Regions from separate parts of the Mus musculus genome. Here region 2 is linked to region 1. A link is a loop called in an ENCODE intact Hi-C map of the cell type or tissue named here. Cell type or tissue: gastrocnemius. All regions are shown on one strand.

The links. A loop is a pair of places that touch in the nucleus more often than their neighbours do. Peaks named below come from ENCODE experiments on the same cell type or tissue, not always from the same donor. Only the 100,000 strongest peaks of a DNase experiment are listed, where the experiment ranks them.
Region 2: a loop joins it to region 1, with 3 times the contacts of the local background. A loop is called at or near these places in 5 of 42 quality-filtered maps.

What each region holds. Positions count from the first base shown.
Region 1 is chr16:33,039,920-33,044,919 of GRCm38, forward strand. Iqcg (IQ motif containing G) reads right to left here. Exons shown (of 11, transcript NM_178378.3): 5 at 845-973. Among named protein-coding and RNA genes, the nearest start is that of Iqcg, 14 kb to the right of the region's middle. In gastrocnemius, CTCF peaks have their summits at 2,133 (motif pointing left) and 4,597 (motif pointing left); no DNase peak of the experiment used is centred here.
Region 2 is chr16:32,802,571-32,807,570 of GRCm38, forward strand. It overlaps Smbd1 (somatomedin B domain containing 1), which reads right to left. Exons shown (of 4, transcript NM_001256309.1): 2 at 4,091-4,285; 3 at 3,630-3,724; 4 at 2,318-2,474. The coding sequence ends at 2,400. Among named protein-coding and RNA genes, the nearest start is that of Smbd1, 5.4 kb to the right of the region's middle. In gastrocnemius, no CTCF peak of the experiment used is centred here; DNase peaks (open chromatin) are centred at 901, 1,096 and 2,709; H3K27ac peaks cover 1,846 bases.

The DNA.
Region 1 (5,000 bases):
AATGTAAACATTTGGTGCTTGGGAAATTTAGGACTTCTGGTAAGTTTTATGCCACCATAAAATAAAAAGCAAGGCCTGGAGAAATTGCTCAGTGAGTTAAGTGCTGACTAGGAAGTGTGGTCCTGAGTTTGGAGACACGGAGCATAAAGGCAGGTGCAGTAGCATCCCCCTGTAGCCCATTGTACAGTGAGATGAGAGCCAGATACAAGGGAGTCCTCAGAGGCATCACAGAAACAAAAAAACAAAGAGACCCTGTTTCCTTCAATCAAGATAGAAGGCAAGAGTCGACCCCTGCCATTGTCCTCAGACCTCCACAGTGAATACCGTGGCACACATATGCCTACGCTTACACACAAATGCACACACACAAATTTGAAGAGCTGGGGAGCTTGTTCGGTGGTTAAAGTATTTGCCACCTAAACGTGAGGACCAGAGTTCAGATGGACAGAACTTACATAAGTACCACACCTGTCATCCCAGCACTCGAAGGCAGAGATAGGCTGTCCCCAGGGCAAGCTGCATAGGTGAGCTCTGGGTTCAACTGAGAGATTCTATCTCACAGAGTTAAGTTGGGAAACACTCAAGAAAGACTCCCAGTGTCAACCTCAGGCCTACATACATATATACATGCACCTATACATGTATGTGTGTCCCCTCACATGTAAGCATGCATACACATACTTGTGTACCACACACGTGTACATGTGAAAAAAGAAATATTGCAAAGCAGACCTGAAGTATCAGCTACTGTGAGGCAGGAGAAGCTCTGAGAGCTGCCTACATCACACAGTGAGAGCATCCAAAAAGAGAATCACAAAGCACACAAGTCCATCACCACCCTCACCTTGTGATGACATCATGGAAATTCATTTTGCTGTCTCTTTCTTTGCCCAAGGCTTTCAGGAGACTGGTGAAAGAGCCAGAATCTTGCATCTCCATCATGGCATTTGCAATTACATCACTGAAATATTGCCTGCCATGGGGAACAAAAAAAGATAGACTGGTAAGACATCCTGCCCTACCTCCTTAAAGAGCTGCAGAAGCCCAGCTGGGTGGTGGTGGTGCACACCTTTAGTCCTAGCACTGGTGAGTCAGAGGCAGTTGGATCTCTGTGAGTTCTAGGCCAGCCTGGTCTACAGAGTGAGTGCTAGAACATTCAAACTACACAGAGAAACTCTGTCTCAAAACAAACAGCCAGGCGTGGTGGCACACACCTTTAATCCCAGCACTCAGGAGGCAGAGGCAGGCAGATTTCTGAGTTAGAGGCCAGCCTGGTCTACAAAGTGAGTTCCAGGACAGCCAGGGCTATACAGAGAAACCCTGTCTCAAAAAACCAAAAACCAACCAACCAAACAAACAAACAAACAAACATCTCTTACCCTCTTGCCTCTCTCTTATATCCTGCCCTCTTGCTCCCATTCCCTTCCCCCCTCTCTCCATGTGCTCATGGCCGACCTCTACTTATCTACTCTCTCCTCTCTGCCTTTCTCTGCCTCTGCTACCCTCTTAACTCCCTTCCCCATGCCCTAAATAAACTCTATTCTATACTAAACAAACAAACGAAGAGCTGCAGAAGCCACACCAGGTAAACACTAGAAGGGGCTGGGCATGTCGGCCCAAACCTGTAATCCTAGCAGTTGGGAAGTCTGCGGGACCAGCACAGTTCAAGGACACCCTGGACTACATAGCAGTTTCGGGGCCAGCCTATGCTACAGATACCTTGTTTCAAAAAAGAATCAGGGGCTTGGGAGGTGGCTCAATGGCTTACTGTACAAATGGCAAGACTAGAGTTCAGATCCCAGGGCCTATGTAATGCGTTGTGCGTGTGGTGACCTACTTGTATTCTAACTCTTGGAAGGAAGGCTGTACAGGGAGGGGTCCCTCTGGAGCAAGCTGGCTAGCTAACCACAACTTCTAGTTTGACTGAAAGATTGTCTCAATAAAGTAGACGAGTGAGTGAACACAATCTTTGTTTTAAAAATAAAAATCCCAGGGGCTGGAGAGATGGCTCAGCGGTTAAAAGCACTGACTGCTCTTCTGAAGGTCCTGAGTTCAAATCCAACAACCACATGGTGGCTCACAACCATCAGTAATGAGATCTGGCGCCCTCTTCTGGAGTGTCTGAAGACAGCTACAGTGTACTTACATATAATAAGTAAATAAGTCTTAAAAAATAAATAAATAAATAAATAAATAAAATAAAATCCCAGACCTGGCAGTGGTGGCACACGCCTTTAATCCCAGCACTTGGGAGGCAGAGGCAGGCGGATTTCTGAGTTCGAGGCCAGCTATAGAGTTCCAGGACAGCCAGCGCTACACAGAGAAACCCTGTCTCAAAAAAAAAAAAAAAAACCCAGTCATTTGATTTACCAATGAAGACTCAGTAGCCAGACATCGTGGTAAAAGCCTGCTAGCTCAGGGAGGCAGAGAAAGCACTGAGCTGACCTTCATACTCCACTGACTTCCCAGAAGGAAAAAGCCCTCTCTTCTTCACGTTGTCGTAAAGACCCTCCTTCCTCTTTCCTGGGTTTCCATATATTCACTCCCTGTCAACTGGCTGCTTGCTCTACCTCTTGACCTATCATTGACTTTATTTAGCTCTTGTTTACAGAAAGCTCTTGGGTTATTTTCTAGTTCACAATCTTGGGGTTCACAGTTGTAGTGGTCCAGGAATCACCCCCACAAACCACTCAGTCACCCATCTCAGTCAAGCAGGGACAGTTTATTGAACACACACCTCTTAGGACCTCTTGTGATCAGGGGCACAGGTCAGATTCAGGAGCTGAGACTGAGTCCCTGTCTATTTCCCATGGGCATCTTATAAAGGCAAACCCCACAAAGGTTCATAACAACCATAAAAGCTCATCCACAGGGGCAGGAAGGTGCTGGGGGGAGGGGGTTGCTGTGGTTGGTTCTGGTCCAAGCGTATTGTAGCTAACTATACAAAGCACTTCTAACTGACCTTTATTGTGTTTGGCTCTAAAGGAGGGCAAGGGTCTGAGGAATTTCCAAGAACACCCAAGTATAGCATTTAACAGGATATGCAGTTAATGGTTAATTTGGTCATTAGAAAGGTCCTCTATAACAATGTAAGATGGCTAGCTACAGGCATAAAAAAAAATGGCTACAGTAATGTCAGAAAGGCAGTGGCTACTTAGGTCTTAAAACAATGTAGTCAATATCCTGCAACAGACCCTCAACATCAATCTCAGGCCTCTACATGCACACACACACACAGGCACACACACACACACACACACACACACACACACATGCACAGAGAGAGAGAGAGAGAGAGAGAGAGAGAGAGAGAGAGAGCAGCACTGGAAGCTGGTATGTAAAGACTAAAGCTATGTTTTAAGCTTAAATTACTGTGCTTAAGAGATCTACAATACAAAACTGCCTCTGACCTGTAAGCCCCGACTGCCCAAGGGTAGATGACTTCCTGAGATGCTGGAGGCATTGTTCATGTAAGATACAAGCCACACACTGTAATCTCACTTCTGTAGACAAGGTTGGTTGCCCCAACTGCACAGGATGTGCCTGGTCACAGGAAGGGGGGATGTGAGGGGAAGTACGCAGGCAGGAAGCACACCAGGATGAATGCTTGTCCCTGGTTGGACAAAGGCAGGAAGTGCATAGCCTTGTGGGTATTGCCTTTAGAAGCACCTGACTAACATAATTTGGTGCCATTCTTGAAGTCCTGGCTGTGGACCTGGCCAGTGTCTATCATCCTGGCCAATAGTTAATAAAACTTGCTTCAAATTTGGTTTAAAAATTGTGATCATGGTCTTATTCTTGCCCAGTGGGTTATACAGCTGGAAAAAGGAGGTATGGGAGGAGTCGGGATATGGTAATAAATGTGATTCATGTGATCAAATATATTCTACATACATCTATTAAAACACCATAATGATATCCTTTATGTAAGATTAGTATATACTAATAAAATCATTTTTAAAACCCCCCAAAAACAAGCATGCTGAGGTATGGTCACATACCTATAATTCTAGCACTTGTAAGGTATAAACAAGAGGATATATAGTTCAAGGTCCCTTAGCTATGTGCTAAGGCTAAGGACAGCCTGGGCTACATGAGACTTTATTTTAGAAAAAAAGAAAGAAGAAAGAAAATACATAATCATTTGTCAGTTCCATACAAAATTTTCATTTCATTATATACTTCTGCATTTAAGAAGTACACCACATAAAAAAAAAAAAAAAAAAAAAAAAAAAAAAAAAAAAAAAAAAGGGGCTGGTGAGATGGCTCAGTGGGTAAGAGCACCCGACTGCTCTTCCGAAGGTCCAGAGTTCAAATCCCAGCAACCACATGGTGGCTCACAACCATCTGTAACAAGATCTGACTCCCTCTTCTGGTGTGTCTGAAGACAGCTACAGTGTACTTACATATAATAATAAATAAATCTTTAAAAAAAAAAAAAAAAAAAAAAAAAAAAAAAAAAGAAGTACACCATAGGGGCTGGAGAGATGGCTCAGTGGTTAAGAGCACTGACTGCTCTTCCAGAGGTCCTGAGTTCAAATCCCAGCAACCACATGGTGGCTCACAACCATCTGTAATGGGATCCGATGCCATCTTCTGGTGGGTCTGAGAAGAGCAACAATGTATTCACATATGTAAAATAAATAAATAAATCTTAAAAAAAAAAAAACAAAAAAACAAAAATAATTACACCATAATTTAAAATCTTTTTAATTATTAGGCTCTTTTCCTTCCTTCCTTCCTTCCTTCCTTCCTTCCTTCCTTCCTTCCTTCCTTCCCTCCCTCCTTTCTAATTAAGAAAACCAGGAGAAATCTTTTTAATTATTAGGCTCTTTTCCTTCCTTCCTTCCTTCCTTCCTTCCTTCCTTCCTTCCTTTCTAATTAAGAAAACCAGGAGCTAGGTGGGCATAGTGACACACACCTTTAATTCCAGCACTTAGAAGGTGGATCTCTGTGAGTTCCTGGTCTAGAGGGTAAGTTCCAGGACAGACAAGAGGAAA
Region 2 (5,000 bases), 240 kb before region 1:
ACAGGGTTCTGAGAGGATTCCACAAGTTCTGCATGTTGTGTGAGCACAGACAGTGTGCCGGAAACGTCTTGGAAGCTGACATATGAGGATTACAAATTCAAGATTGTTCTGGGCTACTTAAATGCCTGCCTGAGAGACCCTGTCTTGAAGAAAAAGTTGACAACAGAATTGGAGGTTACAACTCAGTGGTAGAGAGTTTGCCTGTGTGAGAGGCCTTAGGTTCCGTCACCAAGTTCACAGAGAATGATAATAAACAGGCCCCGTGTGTCCCCTCACTCTGCCACCATGGACACATTCAGGACTATGTGAATAGGATTGTGCGTGCGCTTTTCAGTATTTGGCTTCTTACATGTAACATTCTGTCTGTGAGGTTCACCAGAGCTCTTACGTATAATAATAATGCTTTATCCTTAGATGGCGGGTGGTTTTCCTTTGGAATTATCAACCACAACTTCTGTGGCCATTTTCTTATTGATGGATGTTTGGGTTTGGATTAATTCCAGTCCCCCACCCCCACCCCTCGCCCCGTCTTCTTAAAGTTGTTAATCACTCTATTACATATGTTTTTAATATATATTTCCAAGACTCTGTAGGCCAACTTGTAGTCCATGGGAAAGGAGACAGGCACACTGATCTGTTACCAGATAGATGCCTTTCAGACACATTCCCCAAGGTCTCTTAGAAGATCCCACAGGCGAAGCAACTAGCCAGCCACAGCTAGAGCCGACTGGAGGGTAGGTCTTTGTGCTGGCCCTCCCTCCATCCCTGTTTTATTTGCCTTACTCTAATCCCATTGGAGTTATGTTCCTAAATAAATTCCTTAGAGAAATTAAGCCAACACAAAACCATTAGCCAAGAGCTGGGCTCTGGGCCAACAGGGATCCTTGCTGCAATCAGTTGCCCAGAAACAAGGGTTCAGATTAGCAAAGGCCCAGACCAAGGCTTGGGTGAGGAGAATGGGGGATCCTGTTCAGCTGCACCCAAGAGTGGGTGAGGGGGATTAGCAGGGATAAAGCTGGAGGTCTGCAGAGCTTGGTGGTGGCAGGCCAGACCCAGTACTTTCACATCTAGTCTGTCGAGAATGGGAAGCCATTGATGGCCTCTCAACAGGGAGCTGGCTGCCCACCAGAGCTTCCGTGATGCAATCTGGCCAGAAGCCAGTCAGAGACCAGCAAACAGGAAAGAGCCACTGACCCAAGACTGTAGTCACCGAACTATCGTAAGAAGGGTGGGACCATGTGGCCATAGCATTAGAAGAAAGTCATTGGCAGAGGGGAGTAAAAGATGACCTGGTGGCTAAGATCCAGGACGTCCAATGCAGAACAGGGCGGGGGGGGGGGGGGGAGAAGGTGAATTACTTAATTAAAGGTTATTGCTTGGGGTTCTTACTTTCTGCTTTTTTTAAAACAAAAGAAAACAAAATGAAGAGGTCAGCTCGGTTACAGAAAAATTCCACCAGACCCCTCCCCTCCTGGAAGTGAAAGGTCATAAAGAACACAGGCACCCCTCCTCTCCGGAAGGGAGGGGCTAGTTACATTCCTCAGACCACAGGGAGGAGGGACCAACCACCACGACCACAGAGCTCGCAGACATTTTCCTTGACCATTAGCCACCTACCTCATTCCTTATAGATCAATCAGTTTAAAAGTCACACTGTTCTGCCAATCACTGCTTTGAGAACTGTATATATAAAGGCTCGCTGGATGGGCTGTGAGGGGTCATTCTCTCTCTCCATGTTCAGGGCGACCCCAGCATGCTGGATCAATAAAATTCCTCTTGCTTTTGCATCTATTCCTGTCTCCGAGTTGTTCACTCGGGTGTCTCCTGTAAGTTAAGGCTCGCCAGGGTCTTATACAACAACAGAAAATTCCAGGGTCTCATATTGCACAGGCTGGCCTTGAACTAACTATACAGCCAAGATGACCTTGAAGGTCTGATCTACCTGCTTCCACCTCCTCCATCTCCCTAGTACTAGGATAATGAGCAGGTGCCACCATACCTGATTTCTGGGGTGCTTAGCATTGACTACAGGGTTTGACATGCTTGGCAAACACGCCATCAACTAAGCTACGCCCCCATCTCCCTAATTTTCTATGTTCAAGTCATTGTTATATTATAATAAATATATCATAATTGTATATACATGTAATCGTCACAACACAATGAGCAATATTACGAGCCAAGTGTATTTTTGTAATTTTTATGGCTAATTCTGTGCACTTTTAAATGTGTTTACAACAATCCCAGGTTTCAGTTTTCCCCAGGCCAAGCCAATGTGGGGGCTAATAGGATGGCAGCTGAGAGACAGATACCCCTGGGCTGGGCCAGCCATGTTGGCCCCAACAAACCAAAGGTGACCTCTGTTCCATGGGTCCTGCTGGCCAGGGCTGGAGAAAGACTCAGGCTCTCTTCCTGATTCCCTTCATAGTCACCGAGAGTGGCCTTCTGGAGAGGCTGTGGAGGAGCTGCAGAACCTGACAAGCAACAAACCTCATCCAAGTTGCTGACATCTGTGGTCTCATACTCTAAGCATCTCTTGGGCCAGCAAGAGCAATGGTCTCCATGCTTGCTTTCAATGAGTTGTCCCTGCCACCCAAGCAGGCGGGCTCAGCAGCTAGAGGAGTCAAGTCCAGTTCCCAGGGAGCAAGTGCTCGGAGTCGGGGGGGCCCTCACACTCCTTCCTCTTGTGTAATAGCAGTGAAGGGTATCTCTCTATGCTGGGTTGAGTACTTTAGGGCCAGGGCACAGAAGGAAAGAGTTGGACAGAGGAGGATTTAGAACACAAGCTACCGAGTTTGGCACGATGCCACTTTCTGTACGACTCACAAGTTTAGAATATTTTGTGTATTTATAAATGGTGGTGGAGGAAAAAAAGAAAAGTTTATGATACGTGAAAATGAGATGCAATTCAAATAGAAAGCTCTGCCCCAGCTCAAAGGAGCCCTTCCCTCTTCCCCCTCTCCTCCCTTCCTCTCTCCCTTCCTTCCCTACCCCACTCCTTAGCATTCCTTCTAAGCTTTACCCCACAGTCACCTGGCAACATCCAGGTATGTTAGACTCACTATAAAATAGGGTCATTTGCCCCCTTCTCACTCTCTTAGCCTCTTACTGTCTGTCCCTTCTCTCCCCTTCCCTTCTCCCTCTCTCCCCCTCTGTGTTCCTAGCTGGCCTCTCCTCTCCTCTCCTCTCCTCTCCTCTCCTCTCCTCTCCTCTCCTCTCCTCTCCTCTCCTCTCCCCTCCTCTCCCCTCCTCCTCCCCTCTCTCCCTCCCTCCCTTCCTCCCTCCCTCCCTCCCTCCCTCCATCCCTCCCTCAGTCCCTCCCTCAGTCCCTTCCTCTACCCACACCCTCATCTCTGTCTACTCTCTCCCCAACTCCCCTGCCCACGCCCTAAATAAACTCTATTCCATACTATGTCATATGGTTAGTACTTCGGGGGAAGGGATGCCTCAACATGGGCCTACTGAGGCACCCCCTCCCATCTCACCATACTTCGCTCTACAAAAACATATCCCTGGTTCTCCTTTTTTTATAAATCCCCCCCTCCCTTGAGTCCTAGAAGAGAGGCAGGAATTCCCCCCACACACACACACCCACCCCCCACCCCCCCACCCCCGCTCAGGGCACTCACCATGTTTTGTACCAAATCTTGATTGTTCCTGGCTGAGTCGAGTGGCCTCTCGGTCCTCAGCACCATCTGTAGCACCATCTTGGGAGTGTGAAAGGCTGGAACACAGGGTGAAGGCCTTGTCTTCATCCGTGCTCCTCTCCCCCAGCCCACTTCTGGTCAACATCCCCAACACCTCTCTGAGGACTCTTCTGCTCTGACATCTCCAAGCAAGGCCAAGCGGCATACATAGAGCAAGAAAAGGTTGGGCCCACCACCTTTCCTAGCCTGGTTTTCACCACTGATAGCTCAGCCTCTCCCTGTGGGACCTAAAGAGAGGCTTGGGGGAGAGCAGCAGGTGAAGGGAGTCGAGAGGAACGTGAAGAAGTTTTGAGCGTGAAATGCATAGACTATAAGAACTGCAGGACCATCAGGATGTGGTGCCACCCACTCCATAGCGGCCACCATCTAAAGTCCAGGCTTGCCTCTGTGGGTTACAGCATCCAGCTGAGCCACGGGTGGAAGAGAGCCTGCATGCAGGTCACTGGAGTTGCAGAGGGTCTCGTGGTCTGGGCAGCAGTCTGATAGCACACGGCAGAATTTATCACAATAGCAGTTTCCTCTCTTGCAGCCATAATCCTCTCCGGGGCAGCAGAGAGGCTGGGGCTGGGAACAACTGCCTGGAGGAGAGGAGACATTTAAAAAGACAGAGGTTTTACAAACGGTGCAGGCACAAATGAACGTGCATGCATATGCCAAAGAGTGTCTTTGGATTCCTACTGAGAGGTTATTTCTTCACTGCCAGTGAAATGAGCCAATTCAAGCCAGATTAGGTTATATTAAAGGCAGGTTTATTGGGAAGCTGCTCTTGGGCAAGTTTGCTGACCCAAAGGATTGAGGTCAGGAGAATCTCCATGGGGAAGAGGGTGGGGAGAGAGAAAGGGAGAAAGGGCATATTAGAAGAGAAGAGGAAAAGGAAGAAAGGGAAGAGAGGCGAGAGAGAGAGAGAGAGAGAGAGAGAGAGAGAGAGAGAGAGGAAGAGAGGGGGAGGGGGAGAAGGGAGAAAGAGAGGGGAGGGAGGGAGGGAGGGAGAGGGGGGAGGGAAAGTGCAAAATGACTGAATTATATAGGGAAGAGCCTCTGGGGGAAGAGCAGCCCAGTCCCTTTGCTGGAAAGTTCAAGGATGGGGGCAGGGTATGCCAGGTAGACTGAAGGATGCTGGGAGAACCTGGAGGCCAGGTGTGCCTTGGTTGTTCCTCTATCCCTTGTCTGAAACCAAACACCTACCTCAAACCACTGACGGAAAGGCATCTGAGCCAGCTCCCAGGCCTGACTGTAAGTAAGACTTAACTGTGGTGCTTTGAGGGGAACGGGCACAAAAGGAAGAGCGAATCT